Regions from separate parts of the Homo sapiens genome. Here region 1 is linked to region 2. Evidence: read pairs that join two places in POLR2A ChIA-PET (ENCODE). Cell type or tissue: OCI-LY7. All regions are shown on one strand. Each heading gives the region's core, and the rest is flanking DNA. Links, peaks and the distances in the headings are about the cores only. Region 1 overlaps CSAD (cysteine sulfinic acid decarboxylase). Region 2 holds the start of ESPL1 (extra spindle pole bodies like 1, separase).

The links. Peaks named below come from ENCODE experiments on the same cell type or tissue, not always from the same donor. Only the 100,000 strongest peaks of a DNase experiment are listed, where the experiment ranks them.
Region 1: POLR2A ChIA-PET joins it to region 2 with 13 read pairs; 12 of 35 experiments call an interaction of 5 or more read pairs at or near these places.

Annotation. Positions count from the first base shown.
Region 1 is chr12:53,157,921-53,160,818 of GRCh38, reverse strand. CSAD (cysteine sulfinic acid decarboxylase) reads left to right here. Exons shown (of 17, transcript NM_001244705.2): 13 at 1-56; 14 at 500-699; 15 at 881-932; 16 at 1,107-1,196; 17 at 2,135-2,898. The coding sequence ends at 2,308. Among named protein-coding and RNA genes, the nearest start is that of ZNF740, 21 kb to the left of the region's middle. RefSeq lists enhancers at 765-1,392, 1,766-2,266. In OCI-LY7, for the core only: a CTCF peak has its summit at 1,285 (motif pointing left); DNase peaks (open chromatin) are centred at 1,248 and 1,558; H3K4me3 peaks cover 321 bases.
Region 2 is chr12:53,267,036-53,269,933 of GRCh38, reverse strand. It overlaps ESPL1 (extra spindle pole bodies like 1, separase), which reads right to left and starts at 1,635. Exons shown (of 31, transcript NM_012291.5): 1 at 1,557-1,635; 2 at 1,087-1,179; 3 at 1-910. The coding sequence starts at 1,167. RefSeq lists enhancers at 1,189-1,268, 1,329-1,698. In OCI-LY7, for the core only: CTCF peaks have their summits at 1,625 and 1,828; DNase peaks (open chromatin) are centred at 1,123 and 1,753; H3K4me3 peaks cover 2,165 bases; H3K27ac peaks cover 1,558 bases.

The DNA.
Region 1 (2,898 bases), core at 98-2,597, 110 kb after region 2:
ACAAGCTCCTCGCAGCAGGCCTGCAATGCTCTGCACTTCTTCTCCAGGATACCTCGGTGGGTCTGCCCCTGCCCCTGCACCAGCCCCACCTCTCTCTGGAGCTCTGCCTTCTCTATCCCACCTTAGATAAAGTTCAGGCCTTTCTCTATTCTCTTTACCATCCCTTCTGAAGCTGCATCTCAGCTACCACCCTAACCTGTATTAGGCTCCTTCACTCCCCCAGTGGCCTCTCTTAAAAGAAAAGTTTCCAGCTTGAAGTTGGAGTCAGAGGTATCCTGGAGTTTCTAGCTTGAGGTTGCCATCAGAGTTTGGGAAGAACCCTGGGTATTGGGAGGAAACCCAAAGAAAGGTGTTGGAGCCAGCAGGCAGCCGTCCCAGCAGTGCCATCTGGCTCCAGGGAAAGAAGAGGGTATCCTGAGCTAAGACCCCCACAGTGCAGCCCTGGAGGAAAGCCTCGGTGGAGAGGGTAGGGTCTGACAATCTCCTCACCCCCACACAGAACCTGCTCAAGCGCTGCCATGGGTCCCAGGCCAGCTACCTTTTCCAGCAGGACAAGTTCTACGATGTGGCTCTGGACACGGGAGACAAGGTGGTGCAGTGTGGCCGCCGTGTGGACTGTCTGAAGCTGTGGCTCATGTGGAAGGCACAGGGCGATCAAGGGCTGGAGCGGCGCATCGACCAGGCCTTTGTCCTTGCCCGGTAGGCGGGAGGAGGTGGGGGGTCGTCCCTGTTCCCCTCTCCTGGGTCCATGCCCCTCCCTCTTTCCTGCTCCCGGGATTACTTTTCTCTCGGTCTCTCTGTGGCTCATTCTACGTGGGCCTCTTCTGTCTGGATCTCTGCTTTTCCTCCCCGCCTATGGTTTCTCACTCTCTGTTCACAGGTACCTGGTGGAGGAAATGAAGAAGCGGGAAGGGTTTGAGCTAGTCATGGAGGTAGGACCCCTTTCTATTTTGTGGCCCCTGCCCCAGCCTAGCTCTTTTGCAGCCCCCAAGCCCCAACTAAAGCCCTAGTGGAGGGAAAAGGGCAGGGAGAGGGGAAAGGGGCAGGGAGAGGGAAAACGGTCCCCCTTTCTCAGCTCACACCTTCCTCTTTCTCATTCCTCTCAGCCTGAGTTTGTCAATGTGTGTTTCTGGTTCGTACCCCCCAGCCTGCGAGGGAAGCAGGAGAGTCCAGATTACCACGAAAGGCTGTCAAAGGTAGGCGTGCTGTGCTGCTCTCTTTACCCGTTAGGGAGCTGATGCAACTGATGCGCTTCTGCCCCCTGTTGGCTGGGAGTGGCATGGCAGGTCTCCTTGCTGGTCTCTTGCTCTGAGGCGTGGATGCTCTCTTTTCGGTAGGGGTGGGGATGGGGAGGAAGGTATGTTTCTGGGAAGTAAGAAGCAGCGACGTGTGTTACAGGAGAAGTCAGAGAAGTCACCAGTGTGTAGTACACAGAGCCTTGTGCTGGCAATTGGGCTGGGAACTCAGGCCCAGGACAGATATGAGGCAGAATGATCATGGAAAAGCCTTATTACCCGTGCTAGGGACACAGCAACCCGAGAAAGCCAGTCTAGAAGTGCCATCTGGAGGCGAGGAGCTGTGTTATATCCTGGTCCCTAAAGATAGAGTGGTACTAGGTGCTGCAGATGATCTGAAAGGACAAATGTTCTTGCCCTTATGGAGTTGTTATTATAAGGCAAGAGTTACCTACTTGGAAGCAATGTGTTCAAGGCAGTGTTGTAAATTACTTGCTAGATCACAGGGCACAGATTAATATTATCAAAAATATTACAGGAATTAAGAGAGGGGAGAAGAAGGTGTTGACTAAGGCTTAGATGACCAAGGCTTGAAGTTAGACTAAAGCAGTGTTAGGAATCAAGAGAAAGTCAAGATTTGGCAGAAAATGTCCCACAGGACAGATTTCTTGGAGACAGGAGAAATGGGGAGAAAAGCAGAAGATAGCGAAGGCCAAGCAGGTTAGATATGACAGAAAGGTAAACTGAGGCCAAGGTCAAGGTCTGAGCAAGGTGTGCTACCCCCAGAAGGTGGCTGGGTGGGAAGGAAAAGCACCTCTGGAAGCCTGGCAGGACAAGAAGCCAGCCTACCTGTCAGCCGACCCAGGCTGCAGCTGGAATCTCTCTCCACCCTTCCACAGGTGGCCCCCGTGCTCAAGGAGCGCATGGTGAAGGAGGGCTCCATGATGATTGGCTACCAGCCCCACGGGACCCGGGGCAACTTCTTCCGTGTGGTTGTGGCCAACTCTGCACTGACCTGTGCTGATATGGACTTCCTCCTCAACGAGCTGGAGCGGCTAGGCCAGGACCTGTGAGCCTTCTCTGTCTTGCTGCCGGCCTTGATACCACCCCTCACCCGCAGAGTCACTGCATTCCCTCCCAGCCTTTGAGGCCGGGTGCAGTGGCTCACGCCTGTAATCCCAGCACTTTGGGAGGCCGAGGCGGGTGGATCACTTGAGGTCAGGAGTTCGAGACCAGCCTGGCCAATAAGGTGAAACCCTGTCTCTACTAAAAATACAAAAATTAGCCGAGCATGGTGGCCTGTGCCTGTAAACCCAGCTACTCAGGAGGTTGGGGCAGAATTGCTTGAACCCAGGGGGCAGAGGTTGCAGTGAGCCGAGATTGCACCCCTGCACTCCAGGCTGGGCAACAGTACGAGACTCTGTTCCAAAAAAAATAAAAAAGAACAGCCTTTTTAGGCCACAGTGACCTGCGCAATGTTTATATGCTTTGACCTACTAACTTTCTCCTAACTAAATATTTGATTTTAGGAGAGTGTTTAAATAAATTACAGTATGTCTATATGATGAAATGTTATTTTGCCATTAAAATTTTGTTTACAAAGATAATTTTTATTGACATAAAAATAACTTTAATGTAATTTATGTTGAAAAAGCTGAATACA
Region 2 (2,898 bases), core at 265-2,764:
GTGATGGTGCCTCCATACTCTTGCTCAGGACAGCTGATGCCTTGATCAGAAGCTTGGCCACTGCCTGAGGTCCTTCCTCCCCAACCTGCAGCAGCTTAACCCCCAGCTGACATAGCTGAAGGCTAGGGGCTAGATTGGTGTTCCTTAGGTAACTGTGAGCCTTCTCCACTGCGCTGATGGCTTTGTCATGGTGGCGGCTCCAGCAAAAGCGACGGCAGTGTTCCAAGGTGAGCTCCAAGAGGCAGAGGGCCCTCTGGGGAGAAAGAAGCCCAGAAGAGCTCCCTCTCTCACCCACCAAGGCTCTGATCACGTGCCTGGAGAGCAGGTCATCTAGGAAATCAGCATCTGCTTCATTTAGACCATGGCCACTGGCATCAAATAGCTGATGGGCAGCTACCGCTCGACAGGCTGTTGGAGAAGCAAAGTGAGGAACCTCACAAGGGGTACTTTCATCCTCCAAGAGTACTAGGAAGCTCAAGGCCTTCAGCCGAGCTGCAAATGCAGCTCGCCGTTCCAACAGGGCTTCTGCCCCCTTCCAAAGCAGAGAAAAGCTGCCCCGAGCCACGGCCTCATAGTCCTGGGGAGCAGCCTCGCGAGAGCACTGCACCAAGCAGGCATGGAGGGGCTGAGCAAGGCGGAGTGTGGCCTCTGGGCTTCCTTGTGCAGCAGCATTCCGCAGTAAGACAAAGAGAATTCGTTCCAGGTAGAGGGGAGGACGCTGTGGGGTAGACACTAAGTAGCCATCACAGGCCAGCTCTGCCAGCTCCAGCAGGCTCCCCAGATGCCTAGGGCAAGCTAGCTTAGCAGTCAGCTGCTGGTTGCAAGCCCTCAGGATGGCATCACAAGCTTGTCTCCTCTCAGCATCAGATCGGCTGCTGGGAAAACCAGCTGGAGGGTTGGACAGGAACTCCTAGGAGTAGAGAAAGATATGAATGGGGCTAGCAAAGGCAGGAAAGAGGTAGAGAAAGTAACTAGAAATAGGGTTACTCAGAGAGGGTCGCCTACTTATCCATCTCTTCAAAAGGCAAACACAAAACAGCTCAGTTTGGAAAGCCAGGTGTATCCCGAGCCAGGCAGCACCCCCACCTTCAAGGCGGGCAGCAACTCTTCAGCCTCCTTCTGGCTGCTTAGCAGAGTCCCAAAGTTGACTCTTTTGAAGCTCCTCATGACACCGGAGAGCTAGGGAAAAGGAGACCAATTAGAGAAGATTGTTAATGAAGCTAACTGGAGGAAGGGAAGAGGGCTGAAGGTCGTGGAAGGAGGCAAAGAATCACATCAGAAATTTCATCGGGGAGAAAACCCACGCCAGGACGCCGTGCTCCCGTTATAAAAGGACGATTCCGCTCTTCCTTCCTCCGGGCAGATCCCCGACCGCACTACCACACCACTCGCCGCGCTACCCCAGAGGCCTCGGCCCAGCCCTTCAGCGGCCCGGGGCAGTCCCAAGGCCTCCCGACACTCCCTCCAGGAGCCACCCACGCCTCTCCTCGCGTCAGCGCTGGGGATCCCCTTCACTTCAGCACGTACCCACGCTCACGAGTCCCTTCCGGCCTTACCGCCCCAGAGCTCGCCCTCTTTCCTAGGTACAGGACTTAACCGCCTGACCAGTACTCCGCGAGGATCCAAAATGTAACCTTCGTTTTCCGCGCCAGACCCTCCTTTCAAATATCCGCGGCTGCCAATCAGCGGGCGCGGCGCAACGCCGGGCGCGCGGCACGCTGGGAGTTGTAGTTTACCCGCCGCGCTGCGCGCTCCCGCGGCGCCCCGGAGGGTCTTGCTGCTCTGCGCGTTAGGGCCTCTTGGGGGTGCGGGTTTCCCCCTTTTTTCCAGTCAGAGCTCAGTTTCTCAGCTACCTGTCGCTTAGTCGCTATCGGTAATGCCACCCCTTTTCCTCCTTTATCTTCAGAGCTCAGGCAAGAGTTTAAGTTTCAAGAGAAGAGAAATAACAAAAAGAACTTAGGAACTCACGCGGTTTGGGTTACTAGAAAAAAAGGGCTTAGACTTCTACGAATTTTTTTTTTGATAGGGTCTTGCTCTGACACACAGGCTGGAGTGCAGTGGCGTGATCACAGCTCACTGCAGCTTCAAACTCCCGGGCTTAAGTGATCCTCCCACCTCAGCCTCCCAAAGTGCTGACTACGGGCGTGCACCGCCACGCCCAACTTCCTACGAAATTATTTTAAAGATGGTTTTCTAGGGGAACTACAATGAGTACCCGTAGCGACCTCCAGCTCTCTCTCTGCCTTCCAGCCTTACTCCTTCTATTGGTTGTATGAGAAAGACAAGATCTGGTGCTCTTCGATGGGGGAGAGAGGGTAGTGGGGTGGGGTGGGAGTTGTGAGTAGCAGGAAGAACTATGGAAATTCATTCCCTGGGATATTTCACAGTCTTTAATGGCTTATGTTTTTAAGTACTAACCACTTCCCCAAACACAGATTCAGCTGTCTCTTTCCTTCCTCCACCAAAGAATTCAGCTCAAAAGTGGTTATCAGCTTGTCGCTGATGAACTCTACTGGATAACTCATCCTTCTCCATCATCATAGAGCTCTTTTATGAGTTGAGAATCTAGCAGGGAAGATTATTTTTGTAAAAAGAAAGAAAAGAAGGCCGGGCGCGGTGGCTCACGCCTATAATCCCAGCACTTTAGGAGGCCGAGGTGGGTGGATCACTTGAGAACCAGCCTGACCAACATGGTGAAACCCCATCTCTACTAAAAATACAAAAATTAGCTGCTGTGGCATCGGGGGCCTGTAGTCCCAGCTACTTGGGAGGATCGCTTGAACCCGGGAAGCGGAGGTTGCAGTGAGCTGAGATCCCGCCACTGTACTGCAGTCTGGGTGACAGAGCAAGACTCTGTCTCAAAAAAGAAAACCAAAAAAAAGGCCGGGCGCGGTGGCT